Regions from separate parts of the Homo sapiens genome. Here region 2 is linked to region 1. A link is a loop called in an ENCODE intact Hi-C map of the cell type or tissue named here. Cell type or tissue: transverse colon. All regions are shown on one strand. Each heading gives the region's core, and the rest is flanking DNA. Links, peaks and the distances in the headings are about the cores only.

Evidence for each region. A loop is a pair of places that touch in the nucleus more often than their neighbours do. Peaks named below come from ENCODE experiments on the same cell type or tissue, not always from the same donor. Only the 100,000 strongest peaks of a DNase experiment are listed, where the experiment ranks them.
Region 2: a loop joins it to region 1, with 4 times the contacts of the local background. A loop is called at or near these places in 7 of 110 quality-filtered maps.

Annotation. Positions count from the first base shown.
Region 1 is chr18:44,802,215-44,805,127 of GRCh38, reverse strand. All of the region lies in intron 2 of SETBP1 (SET binding protein 1), which reads right to left. Among named protein-coding and RNA genes, the nearest start is that of SETBP1, 120 kb to the right of the region's middle. RefSeq lists enhancers at 1,512-1,994, 2,053-2,102. In transverse colon, for the core only: no CTCF peak of the experiment used is centred there; a DNase peak (open chromatin) is centred at 1,797; H3K4me3 peaks cover 472 bases; H3K27ac peaks cover 2,500 bases.
Region 2 is chr18:44,741,556-44,744,468 of GRCh38, reverse strand. The region is part of intron 2 of SETBP1 (SET binding protein 1); the gene reads right to left. Among named protein-coding and RNA genes, the nearest start is that of SETBP1, 62 kb to the right of the region's middle. RefSeq lists enhancers at 1-277, 1-2,111. In transverse colon, for the core only: no CTCF peak of the experiment used is centred there; a DNase peak (open chromatin) is centred at 1,606; H3K27ac peaks cover 2,500 bases.

The sequences.
Region 1 (2,913 bases), core at 257-2,756:
TAGTTGTATGGACAAAGTGTAGGGACTGCAAACAGCCTGAGATCTTGGGAGAAGCTTGAGTCCAGGAGTTGAAGCACACACAGTGCTTATTCCAGGGGAGGCCAGGATCCTGCAGCAGCCTTGTGTCTAAGGCTTACAGAGGAATTTCCCATCATCGTTTATGTCTCACTGTGTGTTCTGTGAAACACATGTCACACAGACTGATAGGTGACATGGCCTGGAGGAGTGGAAGCCTTTGCACAGGGCCCTTAAGGATGTTCCCCCATATCCGGAGAAAAAAACCATGAGAGTGTAAGAAACGATGCAAGCTCTATCAGAAATCACCATCCCACGTTGAGCTCATTCTTTTTACTAATAAGAAGAGGGCTGGATTTAATGGTCCCCAAATCCCTTTATAATACTCAAGTTCTCTGTTTGTGTGCTTGGGGCAAGTTGAACCATATTTATGGGCTTTTGCCTTCCTCATAGTGGATAGAACTGCATGTTCTCTCATAGACCATGAGAATTATGAAAATACTTTGGGATCCTTTAGTAAAAGCATTCATTCTTTTTAAGGTACCCATTAAAAGGGAGGGGAAAACCCAGATCCCAAAACCAAATCTTGCAAAATAAGTTAGCCACAGGATTACTTTCGAACAGCTCTCTTACCCTATTCTACCTGTCATATTCTGCCAGAATGTTCTCCAGGCTCTCCACGGACTCTACAGTTTACAAAAATTCATATCTCTTCAGGAAAATATCTGCTGCTTGAAATGAGGTTCACATGATTTGAAGCAAATTAGAATATTCCATGATGAGGAATACATAACATTTTGGTCAAAATCGCCTGGCCTAAGCCCATCTACATATTCTCCTCTTTCATCCTCATAACCTGAATGGAAATAAATGTCACACACTGACTCACAGACTTGCACAACCATGCACACACTATATCCTCCACTTTAAGACATAAGAGATTAACTTGTTCAATTTTATAACCTCTTGGTTTCCTTTCTTTGTTTCAAGTGCCTCTCTTTTTTCAAAATCATGTGTATTTGGGCAACTGGTTTGCCAAAAGGTATGGATGGCTAAAAACAATTTACTTATTGCAGACACAACCTCTTACCTTGTCCTGATAACTAATTAGCCAAAAGAGTGAGGGATGAAAAAGGAGAAAAAAAATAGTTCCAATAATATGCTAGTTTACCTCATACTTCTCTGTCATTTTGCAACAGACCATGAGAAGACATCACTACTTAATGAAAAAATATTCAATTGTCTAAATCTGAGTTTTCTTCCTGAAAACAGTAAATTTTAGCTAGATAGGAAAAAGTTTCTTTTAAAGAATATACCCTGTTTAGAGGTGGATAAAGTGAAAGAGTTATAGAGAAAAATTAAGAAATGTAAAGAATGAGAAAAATAGTGAAAAAGAGGTGAAGAGAAAAGAATACAGAGAGAAAAGATAAATGTAAGAATTTAAGAATGGTAGTTTAAAGATGCCCAACTCCTTGTTTTCACTATTGAGGAAGTGAGACCTAAAGTATGGAGAGGGGAAGAACAGGAAAGCTGGAAGAGGAAAAGTGAAAAGAAAGAGTAATCAAGAGAGAAAATAATGGAGGAAAGGGAAAGGGCAGGAGTCTCGAAGCAGCTTCTGGGAGACTCAGTCTAAGAAGTGCATGTCTCTAAGAAGCACATTCTGTCCTGGCTATCAGATGCAATCCTGTGGACATGACTGCACCAGCTATATTTAGCTCCGATGTAACTCAAGTCAATAGTGTTCCATTAGGGCAGCTGCTGCAGAGTCCTGAAGAAACGTTTTACTACCTACCCTGGAACAGCCGTGCCAAGGGCCTGGGCCTTCACAGCTACAGAACTCCACTGTGTTTATATACAAAGGAGCAGCATTTTGAACATAACTGATATGACTGTTAACATAGTTTAATGGCCTGCTATATAACAGAACAGCACTTTCAGAAGACCAAAGTCATTACTCTCGGTTCCTAAGGATGTCCCTTCCCCCAATCCCTGCAAGCAAATATTGGCCCTTACCTTATATGGTGTGTTCTCTCCCGAGACCTTCTCTGGTTTTCTGATCTTTGCTTTAACTCCGCATGGGGCTCTGTGCTTTGGAAGAATACTTTTCAACGTCTACTCAAGGACACCCAGGCCCAAATGACCCACAGAAATACCTACAGGTTTCCTCTGATGCCAGGGGAACATAGCTGATTCCTACTGAAAACAAAACAAAAACAAAAAACAAACAAAAAGCTTGGTTCTTGGAGGACTGGCAGGTTACCGACGTGCATACCCCATGGCCAGAAATGAAGACCTGCTATTACTAAGGAGAAGTGAAAAGTCTAGGAATAGTTGAGAAAGCCATGCTTGACCTGAATAATTCATTAAGTAACTATGAGTCATCGTTCTGGATATGGCATCTTATTAGATTTTGTGAGACAAACCACACATAGGCATTCCCTTCTCTCTCAAGCAGATTCAGTTATGATGTGTGCATAAAGCAATCACATGGGTGGGACAAGGAATAGATACATGGGCTCAAGATGAATGCTGAGGAAGGAAGATACACCTGGAATCTAAGAAGTCTAGGAATATTTTTCAGAGGAAGACACTCCTTTCTTGAAGAATGAATGGGGTACTGACAAGGAAAGAGAGCATTCCAGTTGAATGAGATCAAATAAGCAAAGTTGTCGCTTATTCTTTGGTTGTATATAGTCAGACACTTTCGCAAAGCTAAAGTCCCCAATCCTGTGCCTTGACAAGTATCAGTGGGTCTTCATAATTGATTCCTGGAACAAAAGCCATCTGCACAAAGGTTCTTTCCAAGAATCAACCTACTTATCTATGAATCTTTCTTCCATGAAACCAGACTAGGAAAGGTGAGCAGAAACTATCATAGAAAATATTTGGATCCTCAGA
Region 2 (2,913 bases), core at 101-2,600, 61 kb after region 1:
CAGGAGGCAGCGGCTTAGGGTGTTGACAGTGGCAGCCCTCACGCCAGGCCAGGGAGCCCCTGTTCCCAGGCAGGGCCCCTCAGGGTACTCATCTGCCCCATTCTGCTGCCTAATCCGGTTATCAGCTGCAGAACAACGGGTTGCCTGGTGGAGCTGGGGAGGCCCCTGCAGGGAAGGGGGGAGCAGGCGTGCAGCTCCAGCAGATGAGCCTGGATTGTATTCTCCTTTCCTAGGGTAATTGTTAAGGCTTCTGGTCTCTTCCAGTCCCCAGAGACCCAGGAGCCTGAGACTCAACGCTGCACTGGGTCACAGCTTTTCCTGGATGTCAGAAATCCACCTGCTCTCTGAGAGTGGGGGTTCGCCAGCAATGGCAGAGTGGAAATGTTCAGGGGTGTAGCAGGCAGTATTTCGCTGATCTGTGGGAATGGCACACCAATGAGACCAAGGCATGTGCCATTATATGTGGCCAGAATCTCTCCAGAAACTCCAGCTAATGTAGCCTTAAATTTGACATTCTTGGCAGTCACCATGAAGGTTAAATACATTTTGGTTGAAAACAAAAGGCTTCTGCTAGAGGGCCATTCAGTGACATCTTTACACTCACTTCTCCGAGATCCTGCCTGCACTTTTCCAAGTATGCAAAGGGAGCAGACAATGGCAGCAGGGTGAGGTGTGGCTATGTTGGGCAGCTGTCCATGGGTAGAGCAGAATAAAATCGAAACAAAAGGTGCATCAAACCAAGTCAGACAACTAGTAGAAAAAAAGAGGTAGGTTAAATGGGGGCTAGTCTTCCCTTGACCCCTAATTTTAGCCACAGAGCTATTTTCTTTTTCCTCTCTCTCCTGGAATTGATCCACCAACACACAGCCATATCCCACGTTGTATAAGAAACTCTGCCCATGCCCACTGCCCCTGGCAGACCCTTCTCCCAGAACCAGATCCTTGGGCAATATGGAGCTGGTACAAGTGAGGTCTGTTGTAGGTTGGGGGTTGGGGGGGTGCTGTACCTTTGAAATTCAAAAAGGGCACTTTCTACTTTCGATTCAGTTCATTCTCAACTGCTTCTACTGGCCAACAATAGTAAATTGAATCCAATTTCCCCCTTGGAAGGGTCGGTTGTTGTTGTTGTTTTTCTTTTCTTTTTTTTCTTACCCTTCCCCTTTCCATTTTCTGCTTTTGTAGCTCACCTCCTCCAATCTACTTCCCTACAGGAGCCGAAATTAAACAAGCTCCCCATATGCCATGCCTCACTTGTTGTCTGTTCCCCTCACCACCATCTGGCCTATTTGCTCAGCCAAAAAGAGAAAGAGAGAGAGAGAGAAAGAGCAAAAATAGGGAGGGGGAAGGGAAGGCAGGGAAGCAGGGCTAGGAGAGAGAAGAGGAGAGAGAGAGAAAGGGAGGAAGGTGGAGAATAAGAGAAGGAGGGAGGAAGAGAGAGGCAGGCAGGAAGGGAAGGAGGAAGGGAGTGAGACAGAAAGGGGTAACGGGACAGGGGGGGAGAGAGAGAGAGAGAGAGAGAGAAGGAGGGAGAGCCAGACACAATGAGGAGGCAGGGGTGATGATGCAGCCTCTCCCATCTGTTCCTTGGCCAGAGTCCCGGATGGAGCAGTAATGGAGAGCAACAGAACCAGTGATAATTAACCCAAACACAGACCTGTTTATTTAACCTGTTCAGATAGATCAACTCTGAGGCAGAGCTCTAGCAGAGGGCCCTGGGACATACTTAGGGAGACACCCTGGAGGTTGCTAAGGACACAGAGGCAGGCTGGCCCTCCCCACAGACATCCTGGGGCTAATGCGTACTTGGTGAGCAGGAAAAAAAGAGAAGAAAGAAGACTTTCTGAAATAAGTCAGTAACAACCTCCCAAATCTTCTGGTAGGGATTCTTTTGTCATCTTGCCTTTTCTCCTGCCATTATCTTCTTTCATGGCAATAGCTGCTTCTGGATGGTCAAATCATGAAAAGCAATGCCAGCCAATGAGCTATACTTTTGTGCTCCGCATCCTCCTGCCCCAGCATCCTCTCTGCCACCCCATCTTGGCATAAGGACCAGGGCCAGGAGACAAAAAAGGTGCTAACTAGAGGACATGAAACCAGAGCAAAATCTCCCAGAAGACCTCAGACTGAGATGGTCAGTAGCCAAGGAGCAAAGCTAATGGCACTGATAAGGGCTGAGTGTGAAAGTCAGGAGACCGGGGTGCGGGGCTGAGATCACCCACTTTTGCTGCATTGCTTTGTCTGCATAACTCTCCTCTCTTGGCTTCAGTTTACCTATTTAATGGAGACAGCAAGGTTGATCCCCCAAGATGTTTCAGTCTTCAAAAATTAAAATGTAAATGGTCATTGTCATCTGCCTATAGTTCTCCAAGTTAGAAAGAAGACAAGACTTGAGCAAGACCACCAGGGATTATGGTCTGTTTGAAATGGGTAATGTGCACTGCCCAGACAGGGGAGTCTACAGACACATCTGTGCGTGCTGCACCCACCTCCACCTCCGTCCTTAGAGGCCAGAAATACAGGGCAAGAACATTTCCAGGGCTGAGTAGCAGCAGACAGAATAGGAGTTGTGAGTCTGGGAACTGGAACCCAAGAAAGCTCTCTCGGCTGAGCACTGAGGGTTAGTGAGGGAGTGCACTGGCTGGGTTGAAAATAGGAAGCGTCAGGGGTGGGTGAGGAGTTGGCAGGCACCGGATTCCAAGTGGCTTCACGCTCCTCAGTGGAAGAAATGCAGAGATAATTTGAACATGGCTATTTTCAAGCTCCACAGCTGAGCTCCCTTGCTCTCCCACCCCACACCTCCCACCCAGCCCTGCAATTTGGCAAACCCTTTCTGCTGGCTGCTCTTATACCCAATATGTTGGGTTGCCTTAGCAACTAAGGCAATTATCTCCTTGGAGCAGTTAAAACAATGAC